Regions from separate parts of the Homo sapiens genome. Here region 2 is linked to region 1. Evidence: read pairs that join two places in POLR2A ChIA-PET (ENCODE). Cell type or tissue: Panc1. All regions are shown on one strand. Each heading gives the region's core, and the rest is flanking DNA. Links, peaks and the distances in the headings are about the cores only.

Evidence for each region. Peaks named below come from ENCODE experiments on the same cell type or tissue, not always from the same donor. Only the 100,000 strongest peaks of a DNase experiment are listed, where the experiment ranks them.
Region 2: POLR2A ChIA-PET joins it to region 1 with 6 read pairs; 3 of 35 experiments call an interaction of 5 or more read pairs at or near these places.

The regions. Positions count from the first base shown.
Region 1 is chr2:9,105,476-9,108,388 of GRCh38, reverse strand. LOC105373414 (a long non-coding RNA gene) reads right to left here. Exons shown (of 6, transcript NR_187861.1): 3 at 2,851-2,913; 4 at 2,417-2,533; 5 at 1,823-1,978; 6 at 1-1,678. Among named protein-coding and RNA genes, the nearest start is that of ASAP2, 100 kb to the left of the region's middle. RefSeq lists an enhancer at 2,736-2,913. In Panc1, for the core only: no CTCF peak of the experiment used is centred there; no DNase peak of the experiment used is centred there.
Region 2 is chr2:9,173,555-9,176,467 of GRCh38, reverse strand. No RefSeq gene overlaps it. Among named protein-coding and RNA genes, the nearest start is that of ASAP2, 32 kb to the left of the region's middle. In Panc1, for the core only: no CTCF peak of the experiment used is centred there; no DNase peak of the experiment used is centred there; H3K27ac peaks cover 517 bases.

The DNA of each region.
Region 1 (2,913 bases), core at 90-2,589:
AAGGCCTCACAGCCGCAGCTGTTTGGAGTGACTGCTCCCGGCAGGCCGGGAGCCAGGCCTCTGGGGTCTGAGCAGTGTCACGGGTCAGCTAATGTTTTGCCCAGAAGGCACAGACTTTGTCTTCTGTCTGGAGGGGATGAAATCACCGGCTCATTATGAGGCCTGCTCCGGTCACAGCACCATCTTCACAGGCAGCAAGGAACTCTAGCCTCAGCTCTCACACATTGGAAGCTCTTGCAGTGAGTGCCAGTCTGTGACTACAGGCATACAGCACCACCCCACATGCCAAGACACCCCATGTGCCATGTGCCAGGCAAGATAGGGGCTGCAGTAGCCTGCCAGCATGGGGTCCGGGGACTTGGGCAGGGGTGCAGGGCACTACTGCTTATTAAAGCCTGCCTGGCGAGGGCTTTGCCTCTCAGGAGAAAGCTGGAGACTCGAGGGAGACAAGGACTTGGCCAGAAGGCCTGAGCCCCACCCTGCTGCTTGCCCCGGTTAACTGGAGGCTTTTTGTCAAGTGCTTCCGCCTTCCACTGGAGGCCGAGGGAGCTGCCCCACTGTGGGCTCAGGTCCAGAGCACGTGACAGAAAACAGGTGGGGAGAAGGAGAGGGGCCCTTCAGATTTTGCTCCTCTAAACCTGTGTTCCGCCGTGTGAGTCACTGGCCGGTCTCCTGCCCTGGCCTGTTTTCCGTGGCTCCCTGCAGCCCAGGGAAGCACTAACAAGCATCCCCCTAACCATGGTCCAAGGCCCTGCTATTGATCTAAGCAGTGATCCCTTCCCTTGCCACAGGTCTGTGCATTTTCAAGGTGTGTTTCCATCCAATATTCCACTTCATCTGCCCTATGTTTGTTCATCACAAGCTTCCTTATGGGTTCCCTGTTTGTGCTACTTCTGCTGGAGTTCATTTCTTGACCTCTGACGCAATTCTCCTCCTTGGGCCCATCCTTCTTCCTGTCCTGAGGACAGGCATCGTGGCAAGTCAGCCAGGGGGTGCCTAGACTATTTTCCATGCAAAGCGAAGGGACTTCATGTCCCAACAACGCAGAAGAGGCTGAAGTTATATGCACACAGTGGACACCTGTTATGCGGTTATCTGCTCAATCTATTCTAGGTGCTCCTGAATGCTTTCATCCATTTAAGGAACATTTACGGCACTGTGAGAGAGGATGCCAAGGATACCAAGAGACCTGCCAAGGATACCAAGGATGCCAAGAGATCTGATGCATAGTCTTACCCTCAATGGGCTTACAAAGTACTGGGGGGAGACTCCGATCCGGCCGCTGCCATGTTGGCCACCAAGGGTATGGGTTTGGTGGCCTCTGAGCAAAATGCCTGCCTTTGGCAGGGAGACGGACCTAGCTCTGCTGCTGACCAGCAGTGTGGCATTGGCCAACCATCCTAAACTTCTTGCATCCTTATCCATAAAGGGCAACACGAGAGCTATCATTTACCACCTGCCTGCAGGGTTTCAGCTGTTTCACAGTCATTACTATAGGGAATTCTCACAACACACTGAAGCCAGTATTATTTCCATTTAACAGACGGGAAAACTGAAGCTCCAGTAAGCAAGTAGCTTGCCCCGTTCACTCAGTAAGTGGCTGAGGACAGAACTAAATCCAGCAATGTTTGGCTTCTAAACCCGAGTTCTTTCCATTCCTGGATTCTGCCTCACAGGCCTGTTGTGAAGATTAAATGAGATTTTTAACGCAAAATGCCCAGAACAAAGGCTGGATGGCAGCAGTGTCCTGGTGAGAAGTAGCTACTGTGATCCTGAAGGGTGTCCTCCCTCCACCCATCGCTCCCCCCACAGCACCACGCACCTCCCACGTGAAACATGGGGGCTGGTTTTCTCCTTGCAGTAATTAACACATGTGCCAGTGTGTTTATGGAAAATAGCTCACTCTGTGTCTTTCATCTCTAAGAACCCAATCATGTTTGGCAAGCAGACTCCCAGATGCAAGGCCAGGTTCTCTCAGCTAAACAAAGGAGAGGAAATTATGCAGGAAATTCTGACAAAGAAAGCAATTACTCTGGTCTGACATCCATGGGCTACTCGTGCCAACACGGGGCCTTTTTGTCTAAATTACCTGGGGATGTGTCTGCATGCACCCAGGCACGCTCAGTTATTTTTCTGACTGGCTCTTTCACCAGGTGGGTGTCCGTCTGCCATCACCCTCCTCCCGCACACCTGGGGCAGCAGGTACCTGGGGGGTCAGGCCTGAGCCGGGTGGGCAGCTTCAGTTCCCCTGTAAGGGCACACGGCTGTCTGGGGAAGTGGGGAAATATCTAGAGCCCCTCCTCATCCCCAAAACTTCTGTGGTTGTGCCAGCGGTGGGGTCTCTCTCCTTTCCTTTCCTGAAGTCTTTTTCCCTGCTGTGGTTCTCCTGGCTCTTCCGACCACCCCAGGTGCCCACCTGTCCTGGTGGGCCATTAATCCCTCCTGGGGATGATCTGGCTGGGACATTTCAGTAACGATAATGCCGCTTACGTCTCTGCAACACTTGGCGTTCACATCCATTATCTCATCTAATCTGCACGACAGCACGTGAGACAGGCATTAGCGTTGCCATTTTAGGTGGAAAAAATGAGAAAGAAAGAGAATGAGTTTATCCAGGTCACCAGGCCGGTAAGGGCAGAGCCAGCACCCACACAAGGAGGAAACCCAGGGCTAGGCTGCCTGGCTCCTGGGCTGGTTCTCCCTCCACCACCGTGTCCTAGACTACTTGAGAAAGCATCGAAGACCCGTGAAGGAGTGAATTTTTAGTGGAGGAATTTCCGGCCCCCATGAGAAGACATGGGGAGTTGGTTTTGGATGTGTGAGTCCTTCCAGAAACTTATCAAATTATACCTCCCAGGCAGCTGCCTTCTTACGGGGTGGAGCTGGGCGGGGCACAGGTCTCATCTCCCCAAA
Region 2 (2,913 bases), core at 211-2,710, 68 kb before region 1:
GAAACAACAACTTTATTTTAGATAAAAGACTTACTAAGGGTGAATTAGTATTTGCAAAACTCTAAGCAGACGTGGAAATTCTAATCAGGTACAACAACTCAAAATATGGGTGAATGAATGTATATTTTAAATTAAAATAATATGTTTAAGACTAGGCAAAAAATTGTTTATGATTATCTACCCCCACATGGCAGACTGAACACCCACTGGTCTTGACCCCATTATAAATGCACCCAGCATCACATTTGAAGTTTTGTGTTTGTGTCTGAAGATCCTTACCACAAGCTAGGATTAGGTTGAATTGCATATACCCAAAAACTTAGGTAAGATTAGCTTAAGTAATGCAATTATATTTCTCTTTCTCATAAAGGAAGTCTAGACGTGCGTGACTCCCTGGTGTCATCAAGGAGCCAGACTCTTATTTTTTTGCATCCTTAGCACGTGGCTCATTTTCTCCAGGCTTCTTCTTGGGTCCAAGGTGGCTGCAAGAATTCCAGTCGTTACATCCTTGTTTCAAGCAACAGGAAGAAGGAAGGCAGTAGAAGGGAAAATCATTCCCCTACCTTTATAAAGATGTGAACTTCAATCTCTTCTTTCTGTTGGCAATATGGCCAACTAAAAATCCAAGTTCTCTGGGCCAGACATGGTTGCTAACACCTGTAATCCCAGCACTTTGGGAGGCCAGAGAGAGTGGGTCGCTTGAGGCCAGGAGTTTGAGGCTAGCCTGGCCAACATGATGAAACCCCGTCTCTACTAAAAATACAAAAACTAGCCGGGTGTGGTGGCAGGCACCTATAATCCCAGCTGCTCAGGAGGCAGAGGCAGGAGAATTGCTGGAAACTGGAAGGCGGAAGTTGCAGGGAGCTGAGATCATGCCACTGCACTCCAGCCTGGGCAACAGAGAAAGACTCTGTCTCAATAATAATAATAATAATAATAATAATAATAATAATAATAATAATAATCCAGGTTATCTTAATTAGGAGAAAGCAGAAAATGGATATGAAGGCAGGCAATTAGCAGTCTCTGCCACATAGCTTTATCCCCACTTTGCAGGGAGGAAACTGAAGCTCAGAGAGGAAGTGTCACACAGCTGGTAAGTGGCAGCGCTGAAGTTCACATGCAGATCAGCTGAAATGCCTGAGAGTCAGAAACATTCTGCTGGTGTCGAGTGTCCACTAAGGCAGCACTTAAGCACCAGTCTGAGTCACACATCCCTTAGAAATCTGTATGCTTAAGGCACTAAATTCTGCCCACTTCAGAGCTCATATAAGAGCCCTGAGATGGCTGGAGGTCATATTTGTCCGTGCCAGGTTTTTAATTGGTTTCCATTTTTGAAAAATGGTCACAGCTGCTTTAGCCACGACTGTGCCATGGTTCTTCAAAGCAGTTTCTTGTTCCATGAAGACAGAATTGTCAGAGGAAAGAGTCTTGAAGTTTGAGTTGGAACATTATTAATCCATGAGATCACCTTGCTGGATGTAAATCAGTGGTTCCCAGCTGTGGGGGATTTGGAGTGTCACAACTGGGAGAGAGTGCCCTAGAATCTAGCGGGAGGGGCCGAGGATGTGGTTACATGTCATACGATGCACAGGACAGGCCCCATGTTTGTAATGTCGAGGTAGAGAGGACCGTTTGAACTAATTGAGCTTAAGTAACGTGGCATCTGCTCTTTTTATTTTTTATTTTTGAGACAGAGTCTCACTCTGTCTCCTCCCAGGCCGTAGTGCAGTGGCATGATCTCGGCTCACTGTAACCTCCGCCTCCTGGCTTCAAGTGATTCTTCTGCCTCGGCTTTTAGAGTAGCCAGGATTACAGGTGCACGCCACCATGCCCAGTTAATTTTTGTAGTTTTAGTAGAGACAGGGTTTCACCATGTTGGCCAGGCTGGTCTCAAACTCCTGACTTCAAGTGATCCTCCTTCCTCCACCTCCCAAAGTGCTGGGATTACAGGCGTGAGCCACCATGCCTGGCCACATCTGCTCTTTTATATAGACGTACCAATAAGAATCTTGGGGCCTGGGTCTTCTCCTTTCTCTTAATGTTTCTGCCTTTGGCTACGGGAGAAAGTGGTCCTGCACAACGCTAAGTACTGAATGTATGTTCTGTTGATGGCCATGATCGGTAATCACACTAACAATGATACCGGTTCACATCAATCACCAAGTCCTTCTTGAGCAGCTTCAATCCACTGAACGGGAACTTAGTGATCAGCCAAGTCAGGATGGCAAATCCATGGCATCTCGGGCGACCTGGCCTGCCAGCCCCAAGTGTGGAAAACCTTCGACTTAATCAGAGCATTTTTGTAGAGCCCAAAGGCAGCCTCAGAATTCTTCTAAACCCAGCAAGCAATCCAGGGAACACCCACCCAGGATCATCGATGGCATGAAATGTGGGACCGATGTGCCTTCCCTCTTTCGGTTCACCCCATCGATGGCTTGCTAAAAACAGTGCCAAGCTAAAACTAGAACCAAGGTTTTTTAACTTTCAGTCCACTGCCCTTGTCACTGCCCCAGGGTTAGGGTCTGTAAGTCATTTAACATCTGTTAGGGTTGAATCATGTCCCTCAGAAAAATCTATGTTGGAGTCCTAAGCTCCAGACCCTGACAATGTGACCTTATTCAGAAAGGGTCCTTAAAGAGGTAATCGAGTTAAAATGAGATCATTAGGGTGGATTCTCATCCAATACAACTGGCGTCCTTATAAAAAGGGGAGCTTTGGACACAGAGACGGGCATGTCCAGAGGGAAGACAGGAGAGAAGCCCAGGTTCTCTCTGAGATTCTCTCAGAACCCTCAGAAGGACCCAACCCTATTGACACCTTGATCTTGGACTTCTAGCATGCAGGCTTGGGAGACAATACATTTTTACAGTTTAAGCCACCCAGTTTTTGGTACTTTTTTACAGGAGCCCT